Regions from separate parts of the Mus musculus genome. Here region 1 is linked to region 2. The links are chromatin loops, found by intact Hi-C in ENCODE. Cell type or tissue: left cerebral cortex. All regions are shown on one strand. Links, peaks and the distances in the headings refer to the core of each region. The heading gives the core; the rest is flanking DNA. Region 1 overlaps Gm33078 (a long non-coding RNA gene). Region 2 holds the start of Gm33026 (a long non-coding RNA gene).

Region 1 (5,374 bases), core at 145-5,144, 52 kb after region 2:
CATGTGTCAGAGGACTCCTAGGAGGCCGTTCTCCCTTTCCACACAGAATTCTGAGATTCAAACTCAGGTTATCAGGCCTGTACCACAGCACTTTTACCCACTGAGCCATCTCTCTGGCCTTAATTTTTAGTTTTTTGAGACAGGGTCTTAAGCTCTAGCCCAGGCTAGCCCTGAACATGCTAAGTCAGCTGCTTCACCTTCCAGCTGCTGGACTACAGGTGTGAGTCATCACAGCTCGTCTGTTTGTTGGTTTTGCTTTATCTTTAATTTTAAATATGTGGTCAAAAAAGGTAAAAGGGGTTGGAGAGATGACTCAGTAGTTAAGAGTCCTTACTGCTCCTGCAGAGGACCACCACGCTTGTTGGGTGACTCACAGCCACTTGAAGCTCCAGTTCCAGGGTTCTAGTGCCCTCTTCTGGCATCTCAGGGATATCCAAACACCTGTGAGCGTACCCACAGACACACATGCGCACAAAGATAAAATTAAAATGTCCTTTAAAAAAAGAAAGCAGCAGGCAAAAGATTGCTGAAGCTCCGTTCACACCTAAAGCTTTTTTATTTTTTAATATTTATTTATTTTATGCATATGAGCACACTGTGGCTGTCTTCAGACACACCAGAAGAGGACATGGGATTCCATTCCAGATGGTTGTGAGCCACCATGTGGTTGCTGGGAATTGAACTCAGGACCTCTGGAAGAGCAGTCAGTGTTCTTACCCGCTGAGCCATTTCTCCAGCCCACACCTAAAACTTAAGAGCAAGCGGCTGTGATACCCAGGACTTCTGCCTGCAGCTGTGGGTTGCTGCACACGGTCTCAGCCCTGAGGAGGTGGGAGAGAAGCATCCAACCAGCACTGGGACCGGAAGTGCTTCAAGAAGCTGCCAGTGTCTGGAAAGGGAAAGGCGAACCCCACCCGCCATCTTTACTCAGTTCTCCCCGCCACTTGTCACTTTCACTTAATCTTAGGACAAGTACCAGGATCACTTCTGGATGTGGATGCCGTGGCCTGGAATCCATTTCTGGAAACAGAGACTGTGTCATTGAATTACATGATACTCTTGCATGGCCAGCGAGCACGCGCCTGTGCGCTCACACATCCACTCAGCCCGAAGGCAGGACCCTCTCAGCAGGATCTGATTACACTGGCTTCACATCAGAATTACACGTGCAAATCGAATCCCACCGCAATCCCAGAGAGAAAGAGGCCCCTCCACGCTGACAGGAAAACAGAAAAGAGCTCAAGCTCCCTGGAGCGAGGCTCTCCCAGAACCTCCTTACAGCGCGACTATGAGAGCCACAGTTGAGTGCCTGTTGCTGGGCCCAGAACACAGGCCATACTTAGCAAATGTTTGATTAAATACATCATGGCGGGAAAAGGAAGACCAGCAATGGCCTGCTGCGGTTTAGAAAAGTGGTCCCCAAAGCCTTGTGTTGTTAAAGGCATGGTCCCAAGGAGGCACTATTGGGAGGTGGTGAGACCTTTATGTGGACCCTAGAGTGAGATCTTTGTCTGGGTTATGCATCCTTGAAAGGAGCTATACGACCCCAGCCCTCTCCACAGTCTCTAGGTTTCTTGGCAATAAGGTGAGAGGTTTTGTTCCATCATAAGCTCCCACCCTGTCAGGGTTCTACAGGAACCCTAGAAACGAGAGGTGGAAGAAATAGAGAGAAATGAGGGCTCTTACTAGTCACAAATGGCTGAGTGTAGCACGTGGTTGTGCTGAGAATCTTAGCATTAGATTCTAAGCCACAAAGCTGTGGAGTCCTTGACTAGAGGCAAACACCTGAGGAGTTTGTCTTCCCAACTGGCCCAGCATCTCCCTGAAGATGGTCATCCACCATCCTGAAGCCGTCCAACACAGTGAGGAGTGAGAAGACCCACCCTGGGCTTGGACCACAGCCTGTCTTCCTCACACGTGGTCCCATGGTGACCTTTATCCATCGCTCAAGACTGTAGACTGGGGCAGCTGTTGAGTTCTGTAAAAACAGCTTCCTACCCAATGTCACCAACTCCAAGCCTGCTTGGGACCAAGAAGAAAATTATCCCTTGTTATGGCACAAACTCCCAGGAAGTGGTGATGTCTGCATTTTCATCTGGTAAAAACTTATCCCAAGTTGTTCCCAATTTTTCAGTCTTGTAGCTGGAGGGAGGGGTTTCATATGCCCCCAAACACATGCAAAGTTGTTTGTTTGTTTGTTAAAGATTTACTTATTAGCCAGGTGTGGTGGCACACGCCTTTAGTCCCAGCACTCGGGAGGCAGAGGCAGGCAGATTTCTGAGTTTGAGGCCAGCCTGGTCTACAAAGTGAGTTCCAGGACAGCCAGGGCTATACAGAGAAACCCTGTCTCGAAAAAAATTTAAAAAAAAAAAAATTTACTTATTTATTTCATGTGTGTGGGTATATTGTCACTGCCTTCAGACACACCAGAAGGTGGCATCAGATGCACATTACAGATGGTTATCAGCCACCATGTGGTTGCTGGGAATTGAACTCAGAACCTCTGGAAGAACAGTCTTTACCACAGCTCTTTACCGCTTGGCCATCTCTCCAGCCCTGTTTGTTTGTTTTAAAGAAGAAGTGGAGTGATGGCTCAGCAGTTAAGAACACCTATTGTGCTTGTCAAGGACCCAAACCCATGTTTCTCAGCACCTATGTCAGGGAGTTCACAACTGCTTGTAACTCCAGCCCCCTCTTCTGGCCTCTCCAGGCACTGCATTAATGTGCACATATCCTCACACCCACACACATAATTAAAACCAAAATACGTATCAGGGCTAGTGAGATGGCTCAAAGGTTGAGAGATGTTGATGCTTTTAGACAGGACCCCAGTTTAGTGCCAAGGGTGCCTATCATGAGGTTCAGCATCATCTGTAATTCTGATGATTCTGGCTTCCTCGGGCTCCTGTATTCACGGGTATGTACCCACTTGCAAACAAACTTTTAAAATAAGTCCTAGACCAGGCATGGTGACAAACCCCTTACATCCTAGCACTTCTGGAGACAGAGACAGCTGTATTTCTGTGAGTATCAGGCAAGCCTGGTCTAGAGAGTTTAAGAACACCCAGAGCTACACACACACACACACACACACACACACACACACACACACAAATCCTATTAAAGTTATTTTAAGCTTCGATGCATGTATTTGTGTACTGTATTGCACAGGGGTGCTTCATACAGTTATATATGCTATGTTAAGAACAGTGTCTTCTTGATGCTGGTCCTATCTTCCTCTTACCTGGTTTTATCAACAAAATGTCCATGTGAGAAAAATTCCCATCTCTAAGAAAGAAATGCCAAGAACACAGGCTTAGGGTCAGGACAACAGAACTATCCCATGAAAAGGTCCTCCCTGGGACTCAGTTTCTCTATTTGCACAATGAGCCAGGTGATTTTTCAAGCACACACACCCATATAGGCTCCCTTCCCAGTGTTTCACACTCAACTTCCCCACACACACACACACACACTGCCACCACCATCAAAGACCCTCCATTTCACCTCGATGGTCCGTTTCCACTGAAGACAGGAAGCTGTCTGTCTCTCTAGTGCCCAGCACAGTGACAATAAGAATGCTCAAAGGAAGTAGGAGTGTAGAGGACCAGTGTAAACAGACCCTTCTCTGTCCTCCTCCTTGGCCTCCTCTTAGCCAGGGATGTCCCTCAGGCGCCAGGCTCCTCCCTCCTCCCTGCATCACCATGCCTACCTGTCCTCTTCCAGATGCTTTCAAGGCCAAGGACTCAGCTCAGAGAGGACCGGCAAGATGGGCTCCTCCAGACAGCCTAAGCCCTTACTATATACATCCTATGCCCACCATTCACGATAGACTCTTCCAAGTGGGCTGCCAGACAGTCTCTGTAGGAGAAAACACAAAATACACTGTGCCCCTCTCTCTCTCTCTCTGTGTGTGTGTGTGTGTGTGTGTGTGTGTGTGTGTCACGAGCCCATGCACTTTTACGAAGGTGGTAGAAGCTTTCAGGAGTAGAGCATCAAATACTACAGCTTGTTTGTTTCTTTGTTTCTTTGTTTCTTTGTTTGTTTGTTTGTTTGTTTGTTTGTTTGTTTTTCATGACAAGGTTTCTCTGTGTAGCCCTGGCTGTCCTGATACTCCCTCTGTAGACCAGGCTGGCCTTGAACTCAAAGGTCTGCCTACCTCTGCCACCCAAGTGCTGGGATGAAACACATGTGCCACTGTCCCTTGCTGATATTAAAACTTTTATACCCTGGCTCTGCTTCCTGACGGTGGATGCTATGTGACCAGACACCTCCTTCTTCTGCTGCCATGCCTCCCACTATAACAGCTCTTGTGGTACTAACAGGGAAACTGAGTTGCTTTAAGCCAAAGCAACTCCTTCCTCCCTGAAGTTGCTTCTGGTCGGGTGCTCTGACACAGTAACTGACAGATGCCAGTCACTGTGGCTTTGTAGTGTTTTGAAGATGTAGAAATTTGAGATCTCTAATTTTGTTCTTTTTCAAGTCTGTTTTGACTTTTGAAATCCTATAGATGTGGGGGATACAGTCCTCTTGGCAGAATGTTTGTCTAGAATTAGCCAGGTGTGAAGGCCCACACCTGTAGCTTTTCCTCGGAGTTCCAAAGGGACAGGAGGACCAAAAGCTCAAGGTCATCCTTGACCGCCTAGGGAGTGTGATCCCAGCTGATGATAATAATGAACCAATAAGATTGCTCAGTGGGTAAAGATGCCTGCCATCAAGCCCCATGACCTGAGTTGGATCCCCAGGACCTATGTGGTAGGAGAGAACTGACTCCTGCAGATAGTCCTCCATCTTCCACATATGCACTGGCCATGGTTGGAATATGCTTGGCCCGCGGACTGGTGCTGTTTTGAGGTGTGGCCTTGTTGGAATGGTGTGTCACTGTGGGTGTGGGCTTTAAGGTCTTCATCTTAGCTGCCTGGAAGCCAGTCTTCTGCTTGCAGCCTTCAGATGAAGATATAGAACTCTCAGCTCCTCCTGCACCATGCCTGTCTGGATGCTGCCATGTTCCCACCTTGATGATAATGGATGATAAACCTCTGAACCTATAAGCCAGCCCCAATTAAGTGTTGTCCTTTATAAGACTTGCCTTGGGCTGGTGAGATGGCTCAGTGGGTAAGAGCACCTGACTGCTCTTCCGAAGGTCCAGAGTTCAAATCCCAGCAACCACATGGTGGCTCACAACCATCCGTAACAAGATCTGACTCCCTCTTCTGGTGTGTCTGAAGACAGCTACAGTGTACTTACATATAATAATAAATAAATCTTAAAAAAAAAAAAAAAAGACTTGCCTTGATCATGGTGTTTGTTCACAGAAGTAAAACCCTAACTAAAACAGCACTATAGCACAGGAGGGTGGGTGGAGATAAGAGGA
Region 2 (5,374 bases), core at 232-5,231:
GTTCTCTGTGTGTGTGTGTGTCTGTGTGTCTGTCTGCCTGTCTGTGTCTCTGTCTCTCTCTCTGCCTCTCTCTCCTCACACTATATAGCCTAAGATGTCCTGAACTTGCAGTAATCCTCCTGCTTCAGCCTCCCCGAATTGGGAGTCTAGACATGCACTATGGAGCCCAGCTGAAATCTGTTTTCTTATGGTGCACAAGTGTCCTGGAGGCTCAAGTGAGAAGCTCTGCTCCTCCATGGTCAGGCTGGGACTGGTTGGAGGGAGGAAGAGGGGAGCCGCCAGGTTCACCGGGGAAAATGTCCCGCTTGGAAGAACAGGAGTCAAGCTGTGCCTTTGTTTATAGAGCCTGTGTCTCCCCTGATGGATGCGAGGCAGAAGTCTGTTTGCATGTTTCTCCCGAAATCATGCGTCAAGTTGTGTTTGGAGAACACGTGCCTCTGTCAAACACTCCCTGGAGCTGGGGCCAGGGAGTGAGGCAGGGTAGGAAAGGTGGGGGGCAAGAAGAGAGAGCAGAATATGCCACCCCCCCCTCTCTCCTGACAGAGGCTGGGCCTGGAGACAACGTACCCCGTCCGTCCGCGGTCAGGCTTGGTCTGGGCTCCGCAACCTCTGAGACAGGCGTCCTCCCTGGCCTCAAGGAGCTCTCTAGAAAGCAAGATAAGACTTAGGCTGGCCCAGAAAGTGGGGAAGGGGAGATAAGGACCCATCTGCTTCCACTCTTGGCCCTCTGATCCTTTCCAGCCTGCCAGAACACTTAAAAATGTAAATCACAGCCACTTCCTTTGCAGAGGAATCAGGATTGCCCTTCTCAAAAATGGCTGCACAGGCCCTCTGGACCCTCCGTCTGCTGCAGGGACCCCATCTCCTGCCCTGTACACCCTTCTATCAGCCTTCCCGTATTTCCCAGCCCTGCCCGGAAGCCCTTGATGGGACCCTGGCTCTTCACTGCTGGTGCTGCCTATTCAGGCCAAGGGAGTCTACTTCCCACAGGCTTCAAAGGCATTCCCCTAGGGAGGGGAGAAAGAGAGGACTTGCAGGGGTCAGTTCTCTGGGAGGCATTGCACAGCAGCCCAGCCTCACGGAGGCTCTGAAGGTAGGTTTGTTTCCTGCATCAGTGATGGACCAAAAAGAGTTTGGATCTTTTGCTTGAGAACGCAGAGGTCTTGGTGAATGGGAGTATTTGACAAGCAGAGTGGATGAAGTAAGGATGCAGGGTGAAGACGGCGGGCGGGCAGAAGGCATCATGGGAAGATACTAAGACCACAGGCTGCAAATTTGGCCACCATGGCAAGCCTCGCTTTGGTTTACAAATCTGGAACGTAAGGATACCTACTCCACTGACCAGTGCTGATACCTACTCCACAGACCAAGCATGCAAAGAGGGCATCCAGTTCCAAATGAGGCTCGTGAGCAGCACAATTTTCATCTCATTGTAATTTCACTATGAAGGAGATGCAATAAACGCATTCACAAATTTTATTTACTTACAAGACCATCAAAATGGCTAGGTGGGTAACGATGCTTGCTGCTGAGCATGGAGAGCCAAGTTCCATCCCCTGAACTTACAGGGTAGACAGAGAGAACTGACTCCTGCAAGCTCTCTCAGGAACCCCACCCACCCCTGCAATACGCGTGTACGCTAAATAGATTTACTATTTTAACATGTGTGAATGCTTTGCTCACATGGGTGTCTGCATACATGCATACCTGGTGCACTCAGAGGTCAGAAGAGGGCACCGATTCCCTGGGACAGGAGTCCAGACAGCTGTGAGCCGTGTGGGAGCTGGGAGTTGACCCTGGATCCTCTGCAAGAGCAGCCAGTGCTGTTAACTGCTGAGGCATCTCTGCACTGCCCCCCCAATACTAAACAAACAAATGAATAAATAAACAAACAAACAAATAAATAATATAAACACATATTTACTTAAATTTTGAGACAGAGCCATTTTTGTTGTGGTTCATAATTCCCCAGCCCCATTCCCACCCCAGGTACTACACCCGCAGATATTGTCACTACCATACCTTAAAATGAGTAGCCCCCACTTGCAGTTGTGGCACCTAAGCCTTGGACATTAGAAGCAAGTGCACTACTCTGAGCTATCTGTGCCTTACTTATTTTTAATGTTACACATTTTTGAAATGTTGAAACTATCTTAAAATGTCAGGTAGCTTGGAAGGGCATTAGTGACTCTCCTGCCGTCATTTGGACCTGAGCTGATGGGATGTGCCCTCTCACTGATCAGCTTGCTCCTGCCTCCTTAAACTGAGGTCAGTCTCCTGCAGACCCTAAACCATCACTTATTAGAAGATAACTCCTGTGCATGCCCAGTATGGAGACCCACTGTGGTCCCTTCAGTTGGAGACCAATACTCAGACTTCCCCTGACCTTTCTCTTGACCTTTTAAAGGTGTGTGTGTGTGTGTGTGTGTGTGATATATGTGTGTAACATAGGTGTGCATGAGCCTCGTGAGGATGGAATAAGGACCTGATCCAGGCTGTTAGGCAAGGGCTCCGCTACCAAGCTACGCCTCATTTTCTATCTGCCTGTGTATTCTTGTGCATCTGTGTGACACACGTACAAGTGTGCATGCACACCGTTAAGTTTTTGAGTGTTCTTAGCTGCTGAGCCATCTTTCCAGCTCCTGTTTGTTTGTTTTTTGAGACAGGGCCTCACTGTGTTGCCCTGGCTGGCCTGGAACTCATATAGTCCAGTCTGGTCTCAAACTCACAGAGATCCCTTGTCTCTGACTTTGCCTCAAAGGTGTGTGTCACCCCACCTGGCTTTTGTCCTCATTTTTTAAAGGAAAAGAAATGGAGCGAGTAAAAAATGGTAAAGGGAGTGTGTAACCGAAGGCTTAGGAACTATGGGGTGGGCCCCTCTTCTGGGGACATGGTTGCTGGGACCCCAGTGTCCTCTAGGTGGCACCCAATTCCCTGGGGAGGGTGATGAACAGTTCCTCAGGCTAAGGGGAGCTTCTGAGGGTCTAAGCCCTTCCTGTCTGATATTTTAGGAAACAAGCCTCTATCTCTCACTGTTCTGAGGGGAACGGCATTCGTTCATCCATCCATTCATTCATTCACTCACTCACTCACTCACTCACGCACTCACATACACATTCACCAGTTGTTTTCCCATACTCAGCCTGCTCTCCGCAGCACTCCTGTCCTTTGTAGGTCAGAGCACAAAGGGCTGGGGGAAAGAGACACAGAGCTCAGGAGGCCTGGATTCATTTCACATCCTGTGTCTGCTCTTCTCTTGCTGTGAGCCTCTGAGGCCTGCAGCTTAAAAAGAGAGAGAAAGGTCACCCTGACCAGATCCAATCTCTCTACCTCTCAGCACCACGGGGCCCCTCCCAGAACCATCCAGGACGGCCTCACAGGAAGGTGAGAATGGAGGTCAGGTGGCCTGGGGCATCTTCGTGAGGTGGGGGCAACCCCTCAGAGGATGGGGGGGGGGGGAGGAATGTCTCCAGGTCCTTAAGGCTTATTTCAGGTTCTTCCTCGTAAGACAGAAACTGTTGACACTTTCTTATGGAGAGATGGCAGCCAACACTGTGATTATACTCCATCTCCACTGTTCTCCAAAGAGCCATGATAAAAGGGAAACCTTCAGAGACTCAAGGCCTGCGCCCTGGCAACCTACCTGAGGCGCTCCTGGGGGGTAGGAGGACACACAGGTGGCCATCACAGATGTGTCCTGGGTCTCCTATTCCTAATTCTTTAGTCACCGACATCTCGTCATGCTGCTTGGACTCCTTTGTCTGCGACCCATGACACTCATTTCCCACCCTCCTGAGGGGGACCAAAGTTGGGGACAGAAGCCTTGGCCAGCAGCAGAAATGAGTTGCAGAAGGGAAGGGACCAGGCAGCTGTGGATCCAGGCTGGGTGACACAAAGCAGACTTCTCGCCTGGGAGTCTCCTCCTCTTCCATTTATTCAGGGTCAGTGAAACAACCTTGTTTTCAGGCCTCGATAAAAGTGGGAAGCAGTGGAGCTCAAGGGCCGTCCAGTCCGGGTGATGGTTCAGAGTGCAAACCATTCCTTCCTCATCTCTGTGTGGAGAGATGCTTTTAGGGTGGAGAGATGTGTTTCCCCTCCTCATGAAAGTAATCCCTCTGCCTCCTTCCCAGTCACCTCCTAATTAGTCTAATCTTCTGCCATCCTGTTTGTAAGGAAGACAAACACTGGGAAAACTGGGCAGGGCATGGCCTGCTGAGCTGCCAGCCCAGTACACATCACTAGCTTTCTGCGTGAGCTCGGGGATCCCACTTCCATGGGTACCAGGGATGGCCAGGCTTCCTCTGCCCCATCTCTGAGATTCTGGCTTTTCCTTAGGAGGCACTGCCCTGGAACCACCAAACCTACCAAGAGCAGAGGTCAAGAGAGAACACAGCCAGCCAGGGGGGTAGGGGGCAGAGAGGCCTACAGTAAGGCAAAAAGATGTCCTTGTAGAAATCTGGAGGCAGCGTTCAAAGCTAAGGCTGAGCTGAGTGCCGGTACATATGGCCCTGCTCTACTGTGGTCTGGTGATATCACTGGAGATGCTAGGGTAAGAGCCTGGCCTGCGGCAGACTTAACCAGCCAGGTTCCACCACCACCTGTCTGCAATAGACCATTTAAAGAGATAGGATTACAATGAAAAGCAGAGAAAGGAGATTTATTCAATGTGGCTATGGGAAGAAGTCTGTCTTCAAGGTCCTGGTGAAGTTTAGGTTTACATAAGAGGGGGAGAGGCAAACATAGCTAAGTAGTCCTGGTCAAGAACTTTGGTCAAGGGTGTGGCCTCACCCATCACAGACTGCCTGTTGTCTTGGCTCTAGTTTCTCCTGTAAAGTGACCTGACAGTTGTGTGAAATCTTTTTGTGAAACGAGTTCCCCTCTGGTTGACATCAGCTTCTCCCTCCTCTCGGCATGAGATTCCTGGGGGAAATTCCTGCTTCTAGGGGTCCACTGTCTTAGTAGTCTAATAGTCAAAGGGAGGGTACAAATGTCTCTTTAGAATATCATCTCTCCAACAGTTCCAGTGGTTTGTAGATAGTGGACCAGCCACTTGCATCCGTGGAGGCTGACACATGACTGTCACCATCTCCTTGTGATTCTCAGTTCCTCTTGCAATACACAGGTTACTTTATGCTGCTCTCAGCCATATCCTACCGACAGCCAGCCCCTGAGGCCACCCCAGCCTGGCAAGGTGACCAACTCCTGGACAACATACCCACTCTGTTGTTCAGATGTTGTCTGATCCATTGGTGGCCAGCTTCATGAATTCATGAGGTGTCTCTGTCTGTGTTTCAGCTGGAGGTGCTGCTCAGATAGGAGACAGTTTGCCTAGGATCCACCTAGTCCTAGACTCTATCCCAGCACCAAATAAACC

What was found. A loop is a pair of places that touch in the nucleus more often than their neighbours do. Peaks named below come from ENCODE experiments on the same cell type or tissue, not always from the same donor. Only the 100,000 strongest peaks of a DNase experiment are listed, where the experiment ranks them.
Region 1: it touches region 2 in a loop (2.0-fold over the local background); 9 of 42 quality-filtered maps call a loop at or near these places.

Annotation. Positions count from the first base shown.
Region 1 is chr11:57,917,782-57,923,155 of GRCm38, forward strand. The region is part of intron 3 of Gm33078 (a long non-coding RNA gene); the gene reads left to right. Among named protein-coding and RNA genes, the nearest start is that of Gm33078, 8.7 kb to the left of the region's middle. In left cerebral cortex, for the core only: CTCF peaks have their summits at 411 (motif pointing left) and 2,704 (motif pointing left); no DNase peak of the experiment used is centred there.
Region 2 is chr11:57,866,025-57,871,398 of GRCm38, forward strand. It overlaps Gm33026 (a long non-coding RNA gene), which reads right to left and starts at 3,296. Exons shown (of 6, transcript XR_879887.3): 1 at 3,139-3,296; 2 at 1,708-1,805; 3 at 568-645. In left cerebral cortex, for the core only: a CTCF peak has its summit at 2,910 (motif pointing right); a DNase peak (open chromatin) is centred at 2,922.